2 separate regions of the Homo sapiens genome follow, and region 2 is linked to region 1. A link is an interaction called in ENCODE POLR2A ChIA-PET data of the cell type or tissue named here. Cell type or tissue: Panc1. All regions are shown on one strand. Each heading gives the region's core, and the rest is flanking DNA. Links, peaks and the distances in the headings are about the cores only.

Evidence for each region. Peaks named below come from ENCODE experiments on the same cell type or tissue, not always from the same donor. Only the 100,000 strongest peaks of a DNase experiment are listed, where the experiment ranks them.
Region 2: POLR2A ChIA-PET joins it to region 1 with 13 read pairs; 3 of 35 experiments call an interaction of 5 or more read pairs at or near these places.

What each region holds. Positions count from the first base shown.
Region 1 is chr19:52,991,240-52,996,500 of GRCh38, forward strand. It overlaps the pseudogene ZNF702P. Among named protein-coding and RNA genes, the nearest start is that of ERVV-1, 20 kb to the right of the region's middle. RefSeq lists an enhancer at 1,003-1,622. In Panc1, for the core only: CTCF peaks have their summits at 2,515 (motif pointing right) and 2,716; DNase peaks (open chromatin) are centred at 102, 472, 1,292, 2,602 and 3 weaker places; H3K4me3 peaks cover 3,285 bases; H3K27ac peaks cover 2,759 bases.
Region 2 is chr19:53,058,658-53,064,145 of GRCh38, forward strand. LOC124904762 (a long non-coding RNA gene) reads right to left here and starts at 563. Exons shown (of 2, transcript XR_007067330.1): 1 at 1-563. In Panc1, for the core only: no CTCF peak of the experiment used is centred there; no DNase peak of the experiment used is centred there.

The sequences.
Region 1 (5,261 bases), core at 1-5,000:
CCGTCTGAAAAAAAAAAAAAGTACTATGTAGGAGAAGCGTGGTGGCTCATCCCTGTAATCCCAGTACTTTGGGAGTCCAAACAGGAGGATCATTTAAGCCCGGGATTTTGAGACCAGCCTGGGAAACACAGTAAAACCCCATTTCTACAAAAAACAAAAACAAAAAAACAAAAAAAAACAAAACTAGCCGGGCTTGGTGGCTCACGCCTGTGGTCCCAACTACTTGGTAGGCTGAGGTAGGAGGACAGCTTGAGCCCAGGAGGTCGAGGCTACAGTTAGAGATCACGCCACTGCACTCCAGCCTGGGTGATAGAGCCAGACACTGTTTCAAAATATTATTTAATTAATTAAATTAAAAGTCACATGTAATAACAGAAAGTGCTTTTGTCTCCCCACTTCACTGCCCCACTTCCTATGCCACCCTGGGAAAAGGGAAGAGAGTGACTCACAACTGAATAAGTCACTGCCCTCTGGCTGAATAGGGATTCCAAGTGGAAGCTGACCTCTGATGCCAAGATTTATAGAATGTACATGACTCATAGATAGGAATTTTAAAATTCTCAATCTCATCTGTATAATTTAAACAAGTTTTTAGTTATTAGATTATATACACAGAAGTCAACATGTCACACTAATCATATCCAATGAACTCACCCACTCATCTGAACCCAAAGTCCCCACCCCTTTTATTCTTTTGAGACAGGGTCTCACTCTGTTGACCAGGTTGGAGTGCAGTGGCATATCTCGGCTCACTGCAGCCTGGATCTCCTGGGCTCAAGTGATCCTCCTGCCTCAGCCTCCAGAGTAGTTGGGATTACAAGTGCGCACCATCCCCTTCTTTGGTCTATTTCTTCTCTTCCACCTCTTCTGCTCCATCCTCACAACTTACTTAACCTCTTGTTGCTTCTTCTTCCCAGTCTTTCGATCGTCCTCAATCTCCATACATTACCACCTCTTCTCCCACCTCTGCGCCTCCTCTGCTCTCCCTGTTAAACTCTCTCTTCCCTGTTAAACCCCCTGTCCCCACTCTCTGGCACCCCCGACCTCCAGGTGTCCTCCCTGCTGTGGTTCTCCCTCTTGCCACCAGCACCACTCTGCTCTGTCTGCCCTGGCTCCAAATCCCTCCTCCTCTCCCTCACTCTGATGAGCCAGGTCCCCCTCTTTGCTGCCCCTCTCCCTACCTTGCTGTCCTTCATCTCTCTGTACATCTAGCTTCTCTCCACATTTCTCCAGTTTTCTCCTCCTGCTATCTTAACTTTTTCTTTTCACTCTTGCTGTCTCTTGGCAAATCCCTCACCCATCCTCCACCTTGCCATCTGTTATGGGCCTTTCTCATTGTTCTATTCTCTGTCTCGAGTTTTCTACTGCCCTTGCTCGGTCTCCTGATTCCTTTGGCCCACACAATCACAGGAGAGTTTTGAGTAAGACGCCTGCATCCCAGAGGAGTGCATTTTCCAGGGGCTGGGGCTGGGCAGGCAAGAACACCCCTTGTCACAGGACAAGCCCTGGGCACCTCCCCAACGCGGACTCAGAGGAAGCGGCGACTGCTGAGGGGAGACCTGGCGAGCAGCAGGGCCCGGCACGAGGAGGGAGTTAGGGGGCGACGGCTCCTTAAGACAAGGGTGGGGTCTGCAGGATCCCAGGACCAGGCAGAGGATGCGGCCTCCTCGGGACGGGGGAGGCGGCGCTGCGCTCCAGGGACCGACGAGGGTGAGGGTGGGAGGCGCCCAGGGTGGGAATCCACCTCTCGGGTGAGGACTTTAAAAAGCACGGGGTGGAGGGAGTCAGAAAATAGTTACAAACAGGAAAACTACGAGATACGAAGTGTATACGTTGCCCTATAGCAGAAAGACCGGGGACGGGTCTAGCCTCAGGGCGACTTTAAACCCAAAAGGAAGCGACTTCTGGACTCTCACCGGGACGTCAAATTTTGCTCTGGGGATTAGCCGGGCCTGGTGGCGCATGCCTGTAATCCCAGCTACTCAGGAGGCTGAGGCAGGAGAATCGCTTGAACCCAGGAGGCGGAGGTTGCAGTGAGCCAAGACCGAGCCACTGCACTCCAGCCTGGCGACAGAGCGAGACTCCGTCTCAAAAAAAAAAAAAAAAAAAAAAAAAAATTTGCTCTGGGCGAAGGAAGAATGGTAGAAATTTCCAGGTATGTGGGGACCCCACGTCCCCTGGGACAGAAGTCCCAGGGACCTGCGGAGCGCAGACATAACACAACACAGAGCAAAACTCACCGCTGCGGTGACTTTCACTCCACGCGATCCGCTTCCCGGTTTACGCTAAACTGGGCGCTCGGGACAGAAGCCAGGTCTCGGCGGGACATGGCAGGGGGTGGGCGGGGCCTGGGCGAGGTGGGGGCGGGGCGCGAGGCGGAGAGACCTTCCCCTATAGAACCGGCAGGGGGCGGGGCGCGAGGCGGAGAGACCTTCCCCTATAGAACCGGCAGGGGGCGGGGCGCGAGGCGGAGAGACCTTCCCCTATAGAACCGGCAGAGGGCGGGGCGGGATCTGTGAGTCTCTCAGCCTCGGCGTGTTTTTGGGTTTTGGAGACGAGACCTGCCAGGAAAGCTGAGGCATGATTCAAAAGCCCTGGAACTGTCTGGAAGGGGAATGCAAACCAGAATGTGAAATGCAAAGCCCTGCCTGGGCGGAACGTATTATTTCATGCTGACGACCACAGAACAGAATAGAAATCCTCTCCCTTTCTATTCTCCACTCACTCAAGAGGGAGAGTCCACCCTGTGTCAGCTTCAGAGACTTCCCTAGAGCCACCGCCTGGGATGCGGGATGGAGTGCTCAGGCCAGGGAGGAGTGAGGTCACCACCTGCTGGTTAAACACAGCAGAGATGCGGGCGCACAAGGGGGCGTGGGAGGGCGCGGGGTGGGATCCTGAGTTCCCAGCTACTCAGGAAGCAGCGGCGGGAGGATCGCTGAGCCTGGGGCTCCAGGCCAGCCTGGGCGATAAAGTAACACCCCCTCCCGCAGGACTCCCTTCCTCGTCACTCTCTCTCTGTTTTTTGTTTTGTTTTGTTTTTAAACTTTCGTAAATAAAATTTTTTATGGTGTGAGACAGGGATCCAACATTATTTTTTTCCATGTGGATATCCAGTTACTTGTCCCAGCACATTTGTGGAAGAGCTCTATTACTTTCTTTTTTCACTTACTTTTTTCTTTTCTTTTTCTTTTTTATTTATTTATTTATTTTTTTTGAGACAGAGTATTTGTCTGTCGCCCAGGCTGCAGTGCAGTGGCGAGATCTCAGCTCACTGCACACTCTGCCTCCTGGGTTGAAGCGATTCTCCTGCCTCAACCTCCAGAATAGCTGGCATTACAGGCGTGCGCCCCCATGCCCGGCTAAGTTTTGTATTTTTTGGTAGAGACGAGGTTTAACAGTGTTGGCCAGGCTGGTCTCGAACTCCTGACTTTAAGTTATCTGCCTGCCTCAGCCTCCCAAAGTACTGAGTTTACAGGCGTGAGTTACCGTGCCTGTCCCAAGAAATACCCTTTTTCTTTCTTTCTTTTTTGAGACGGAGTCTCGTATTGTCACCCCAGCTGCTGTGCAGTGGCGCGTTCTTGGCTTGCTGCAACTTACGCCTCCCGGGTTCAAGCGATTCTCCTGCCTCAGCCTCCCGAGTAGCTAGGAATACAGGCGCCTGCCACCATGCCTGGCTAATTTTTTGTCTACTAAAAAGTAGAGACCAGGTTTCACTATGTTGGCCAGGCTGTTCTTGAACTCCTGACCTCGTAATCTGCCCCACTCGGCCTCCCAAAGTGCTGGGATTACAGGCGTGAGCCACCGCGCCTGGCCAAGAAATACTCTTTACTTCACTTTTTAAATGTTGAGAAAATATAATTGAAAACAAAAAAAATCTTCCCCTAAATGAGATATCATCTCCACCACGATAATAAAAGACTTTGCCACATACATCACTTTCATATTGTTTCTCTCCCTCTCCCAAATGGATTATCGGATGTTTCCTTAAGAGTGAGCTACAATTAAAGGCTTTGCCACTCTCACTACATTGGAAAGATTTTTCGGCCGGGCGCGGTGGCTCACGCCTGTAATCCCAACACTTTGGGAGGCCGAGGCGGGTGGATCACTAGGTCAGGAGATCGAGACCATTCTGGCTAACATGGTGAAACCCCGTCTCTACTAAAAATACAAAAAAATTAGCCAAGCGTGGCGGCGGGCGCCTGTAATCCCAGCTACTCGGGAGGCTGAGGCAGGAGAATGGCGTGAACCCGGGAGGCGGAGCTTGCAGAGAGCCGAGATTGCGCCACTGCACTCCAGCCTGGGCGACAGAGCGAGACTCCGTCTCAAAAAAAAAAAAAAAAAAAAAAGGAAAACAGCAAGCTATCGTGTTTCCTACCTTCAAAACACGGAAATTTTCAAAACTTGCAGGATAAAATACCACAACAAAACATTTATCATGCCGAGCTCAGTGGCTCACGCCTGAAATCCCAACACTTTGGGAGTCTGAGGAGGGAGGATCACTTGAGGCCAGGAGTTCCAGACCACCTGGCCAATATGGTGAAACCCCATCTCTACTAAAAATAAACAAACAGCCAGGCTTGGTGGTGCACACCTGTAGTCCCAACTACTCTGAACGCTGAGGCATGAGAATCCCTTGAACCTGGGGGGCGGAGTCTGCAATGAGCTGAGATTGCTCCACTGCGCTCCAGTCTGGGTGACAGGCGCATTCATCAAAGAATTTTTTCTAAAATCTCAAAATGGTGTCTGAATACATTTCTGTAGGACTTACGCTGACTTGCCACAGAACTCTCAGCAGTGATTCCCCATTGAGCCATGGGAACGGGTGGAAGGCTGGACAGGAAAGGGGATGCGTAAGTGAACTTTTCTTTGAATTTTTACTACACAACACATATATACATTGTGTGGTCTTTAAAATTTAAAAAAATTAATAATGGGTAGAAGAAGAATATGGCTCCATCTTCTCTAATGATAAGTTCTGCTCTGACGTCAGAACAAAATTATAATCATTTTTACCTAAAATGCCTGCTTCATCAGAGTTCCTGCAAAAAAAAAAAACACTTTTTTTTTCTTTTTTTTGAGACAGAGTCTTGCTCTGTCACCCAGGCTGCGGTGCAGTGGCGAGATCTCGGCTCACTGCAACCTCCACCTGCCGGATTCAAGCGATTCTCCTGCCTCAGTCTCCCCAGTAGGTGGGACTACAGGCTGGCCTGCCACCACGCCCGGCTAATTTTTTGTATTTTTAGTAGAGACGGGGTTTCACC
Region 2 (5,488 bases), core at 164-5,163, 68 kb after region 1:
CTCAAAACTATTTTTGCCAGCAGGTTGGACCCGATCCTGCTAGGGAGTCTCCTGCAGCTCAGCGGTCTGGGAACTGCGAATTCGGTGGGGGGAGGGGGGTCCAGGAGGAGCAGTGAGTGATTGGATCCAGGAAAGTTCCTGCAATTCAAATTAATTGGAGTAACTTACTTTAAAAGCCCTGAAATTATCTGTGAAGGGGTTGCAAACTAGACTGTGAAATGCAAAACTGCCCGGAACAAATGTGATACGTAATGCTATTGCCCAAAGGATCCTCCTTTCCATTTCTATCCCATACCTATCTCAGGGGAAGAGTCAAGTCTGTGCTTCCAGAGACTTTTATAGGACAACACCTGGACCGTGGGCTGTGGACCGTGGAAGGCTAAAACCCGCAGTAAGCCAGATCACCAACTGCTGCTTTAAAACACGCAATAACTTTTAAAAAAAAATAGATATGAATTGTATTGTTCTTCCTTATACTTGTTATTCGGTTCCACGGTTGACAAAACCTCAAATAACTTTGAGATAAACTTTTTTTTTTTTTTTTTGAGATGGAGTCTCGCTCTGTCCCCCAGGCTCCTGGAATACAATGGCGCGATCTCGGTTCACTGCAACCTCTGCCTCCCAAGCTCAAGCGATTCTCCTGCCTCAGCCTCTGGACTAGCTGGGATTACAGGCGCGTGCCACCACGCCCGGCTAATTTTTGTTTTTAGTGGAGACGGGGTTTCACTATGTTGGCCAAGCTGGTCTCAAACTCCTGACCTCAAGTGATGCGCCCACCTCGGCCTCCCAAAGTGCTGGGATGACAGGCATCAGCCAAGGAGCCCGGCCGAGATAAACTTTCTTTAAATCATACTATGCTTAAATCGATAATATCTAAACTTTTTTTTTTTTTTTTTTTTTGAGATTGAGTTTCGCTGTTGTTGCCCAGGCTGGAGTGCAATGGCGCGATCTCGGCTCACTGCAACCTCCGCCCCCCGGGTTCAAGCGATTCTCCTGCCTCAGCCTCCCGAGTAGCTGACCACCACACCTGGCTATTTTGTATTTTTAGTAGAGACAGGGTTTCTCCATGTTGGACAGGCTGGTCTGGAACCCCCAACTTCAGGTGTTCCACCCGCCTCAGCCTTCCAAAGTGCTGGGATTACAGGCGTAAGTCACTGCGCCCGGCACTTTTTTTTTTTTTTTCTTTTTAAGATTAGGAAACAGACGTCAGAAGCAGCCAAATCAGGTCTGTAAGGTGGATGCCTAATGATTTCTCATTGCAACCCACTGTTGCAAAACTGCCGTTGTTTAATTAGAGGAATGACCAGGAACATTGTCATGGTGGAGAGGGACGCTGGTGAAGTTTCCCTGGACATTTTTCTGCTAAAGCTTTGGGTAACTTTCTCAAAAATGCTCTAAAAATAAATAAGTGTTATTCTATGTCCCTCTAGAAAGTCGACAAGCAAAATGCCTTGTGCATCCCCCACCGCCAAAAAAAAAAAAAAAAAAAAAAAAAAAAACTATTGCCATGAACTTTGTTCTTCACCGCTCAGCTTATTTTAATTAATTAATTATTGAGAAAGAGTCTCACTCTGTTGCCCAGGCTGGAGTGCAGTGGCGCAATCATGGTGCACCACAACTTTTACCTCCTGGGCTTAAGTGATCCTCCTACCTCAGCCTCTCAAGTAGCTGGAACCACAGGCACACAACACCATGCCTGGCTAATTGTTTTATAATTTTTTGTAGATACAGAGTCTCCTTATGTTACCTAGGCTGGTCTTGAACTCCTAGGCTCAAGCAATCATTCTGCCTCCATCTCCCAGAATGCTGGGATTACAGGTGTGTGCCACAGAGCCAAGGTTCACTGGTCAGCCTTTTGCTTTGACTGGACTATTTCCACCTCTTGGTAACCATTGCTTTGATTGTGGTTTTTTCAGCATTGTACTGGTAAAGCCATGTTTCGTCTTCTGTTAAAATTCTCCTAAGCTACCTGGAGTTCACACAGCTGCACTATTCCTTTATTTTTTTATTATTATTATTTTTTGAGACAAAGGTTCACTCTGTTGCCCAGGCTGAAGTGCACTTGTGCAATCTCGGCTCACTGCAACCTCCACCTCTTTGGTTCAAGTGATTCTCCTGCCTCAGCGTCCCAAGTAGCTGGGATTACAGGCATGTGCCACAACGCCCGGCTAATTTTTTTTGTATTTAGTAGAGACGGGGTTTCATCATGTTGGTCAGGCTGGTCTCGAACTCCTGGCCTCAAATGATCCACCTGCCTTGGCCTCCCAAATTGCTGGGATTACAGGCATGAGCCACCTCACCCGGCCCTGTACCGTTCCATAGAAAGAGCTTGTGTATGGCCGGGTATGTTGGCTCATGCTTGTAATCCCAGCACTTCGGGAGGCCAAGGCAGATGGATTACTTGAGCTCAGGAGTTCAAGACCAGCCTGGGCAACATGATGAAACCCCATCTCTACCAAAAAAAAAAAAGAAAAAAAAAAAAAAGAGGAGGAAAAAATAAAGAGCTCATGTAGACCAGGTGCAGTGGCTCACACCTGTCCACCATTTCCCAACTGAGCTACTGCAGCTCCCTACCTCCTGGGAGCAAGCTACCTAGGAGACACTCCATCACCCCCTTCCCTGTTTTGGCTGGGCCACACCCCTGGCTACTTAAAGCCCGAAAACACAGTGCGTGAATCAACCTCGTTGGGTTTTGGACATGTAAGTTACCTGAGCTACCCACCACATATATACCTCTTCAACGTAACTCCTTGCTTGCTGTTGGACACTGGTGGGAACGGTGCATCTTATAGCCAGAGCTCTGTGTCACCCTGTAACATGAACTGCCCATTCTCACTCGGGTGCTCACAAACCTTATCGATAAAATTGGACAGGCTCAATAGAGCTCAACTATAAAATGGAACTGGCATATTCAAGATGAGGCACAGCAGAACCTCAAGGGACCAGTATACTCCATGAACAAATGGGTAGCTTACAAGAAGGGGTCAAACAGTCCTTAAAGGATCCTCTGGCTCCTCTTGTGGCTACCTGGGACCCAAGATTCACATATATGCCCACCAAGTGTATGGCATGGTTTACTGATGTCTCTGCAAAACAATAAACACACAGGGTCTACTGGGCTTCAGCCCAGTGGATGGCCATTCTTTGACCCAGTGAATGGCCATTCAGCCAGTGGATGGCCATTCTTGACTAAGACTAGACATAGACATTCTGCCTAATTAGCCAAACTGCATGCATTGGTAATGGCCCTGCAGGCCACGTCCACCACCATATCTCATCACATTTTCATGACTCATGAGCCATGCAGACTTGTGTGGAACCCTTTAATGCTGCAGGACAGCCAGGGGCTCCTTTGGTTCACCCAATCTTCGAAACTGTTGTATTAAGACCTTTGTTTCAACTTCATCAATTTCCATTTCCATTTTACTCATCCCGTTTTTTTTTTTTTTTTTTTTGAGACAGGCTCTCGCTCTCTCACCCAGGTTGGAGTGCAGTTGTCCAATCACTGCTCACTGCAGCCTCAAACTCCTGGGCTCAAGTGATCCTCCCATCCTGGCCTCCTGAGTTAGCTGGGCCCACAGAAGTTCACCACCACACCTGACTAATTTTTGTATTTTTTTGTAAAACAGGGTTTCGCCATGTTGCCCAGGCTGGTCATCCCATTTCTTAATTACCATCTAAAGATTTCCACTCTGCTGGGAGGAGAGCCATGACTCTCCCCTACCTTTCCCCGCTTAGTTTCATTTTATGAATGCTTTTTTTTTTTTTTGAGACGGAGTCTCGCTCTGTCGCCCAGACTGGAGGAGTGCAGTGGCACGATCTTGGCTCACTGCAAGCTCCCCATTCCAGGTTCAAGCCATTCTCCTGCCTCAGCCTCCAGAGTAGCTGGGATTACAGGTGTGCGCCACCACACCCAGCTAATTGTTTTGTATTTTTAGTAGAGACAGGGTTTCACTGTGTAGGCCAAGCTGGTCTCGACCTCCTGACCTCAAGGGATCCACCCGCCTCGGCCTCCCAAAGTGCTGGGATTGCAGGTGTGAGTCACCATACCCAGCCTGTGAATGCTTGCTTTATTCACCTTTTTTCTTAATGACGATTTTAAAATTTCCACCTTCATGAGGAGAAGTCCTTTGAATCTCAACTATTTTCCCCCATCCATTCTCTTCTTAATTAACTTGATACTGTTAATTGGCACTTGAAAGTTCCAACAGGAGATGTGGAGACAGCAAATTTGATAAGGCTTCCTGAGCTGTCTTTTGGTTTTGTAGAAGTAAGGTACCGTGGGATGTATACATTAAAGGAACAACCTTATTTTTCTCCCCTTCCTTGCTTGTAGTTCTCAAGAATAACTTCAGAATGTTATTCTGAAGGTAACACCCTGAAATATGAAGAAACTGGCCAAAGCAGCCGGGCTCCATTCCAGAGCCCCCTGCCCCCCTTTCAAAGAACAGGATGTCCTTCAGTGCTTTAGGGCGGCTCATCACGAGGCCATGTGCCATAAAACCTAGGGTGGGTGCTCTCTGGGGTCCCTCAGCATCAGTGCCGGTGGGACACCAGTAGATGAGACTCCATCTTCCCCAAGCAGTTTTCCTGAGCCTTGGGGGACCAGCTTGCAATGAATCAGTCCTAGGCTTCTACTGCCCCTTGTTGCCTGTCAGTAGTCAACTCACTTTATTGAACTTGTGTGCATGGGTTCTGTCTCACTGGAGTCAGACATTCGGTAACCAGTGCGAAGTGAACCTACTTCACAGGCAAGGAGAGTCTGTAATCCTCCTACGCTTGGCAGTGGGAATGCACAATGGCACACCCACTATGGAAAACAGTATGTTGGAAAACTTCCTCAATATGGTGCCTACAAAACCTTACAGCAAACATCATATATCATGGTCAAAAAGTGAAAGTTTCCTTCCCAGGGTTGGGGACAAGGCAAAGACGTACACTCTTACCACTTCTATTCCACATAGTGTTAGCAATTCTTGGCTGAGGGTAGTGGCTCATGTCTGTAATCCCAACACTTTGGGAGGCTGAGGCAGGAGGACTGATTGAGTCCAGGAATTTGAGACCAGACTGGGCAAGATGGGGAGACCCTATCTATCTCTACAAAAAAAAAAAATTGAAAATTGGCTGGTGGCTGGGCGAGGTGGCTCACGCCTGTAATTTAAGCACTTTGGAAAGCTGAGGCAGGAGGATCCCTTGAACCCAAATGTTCAAGACTGCAGTAAGGTCTGACTGCACCACTGCACTCCAGCCTGGGTAACAAAGCAAGACCCCATCTAGAAAATAATAATACTAGTAATTGAAATAAGAAAAATAATAGAGACCAAAAAGGAAGGCATAATACTGTACACGATGAGATGGTTGTGGTAAGCTAATGACCCCCACCCCCAAAGATACACACACAAAGGATTTCCGTATCAATAGCCCTATACCCTGTATTACATGGTATCTCAAATCAGAGTTTGCAGATGTGATCTGGCTGAGGATCTTG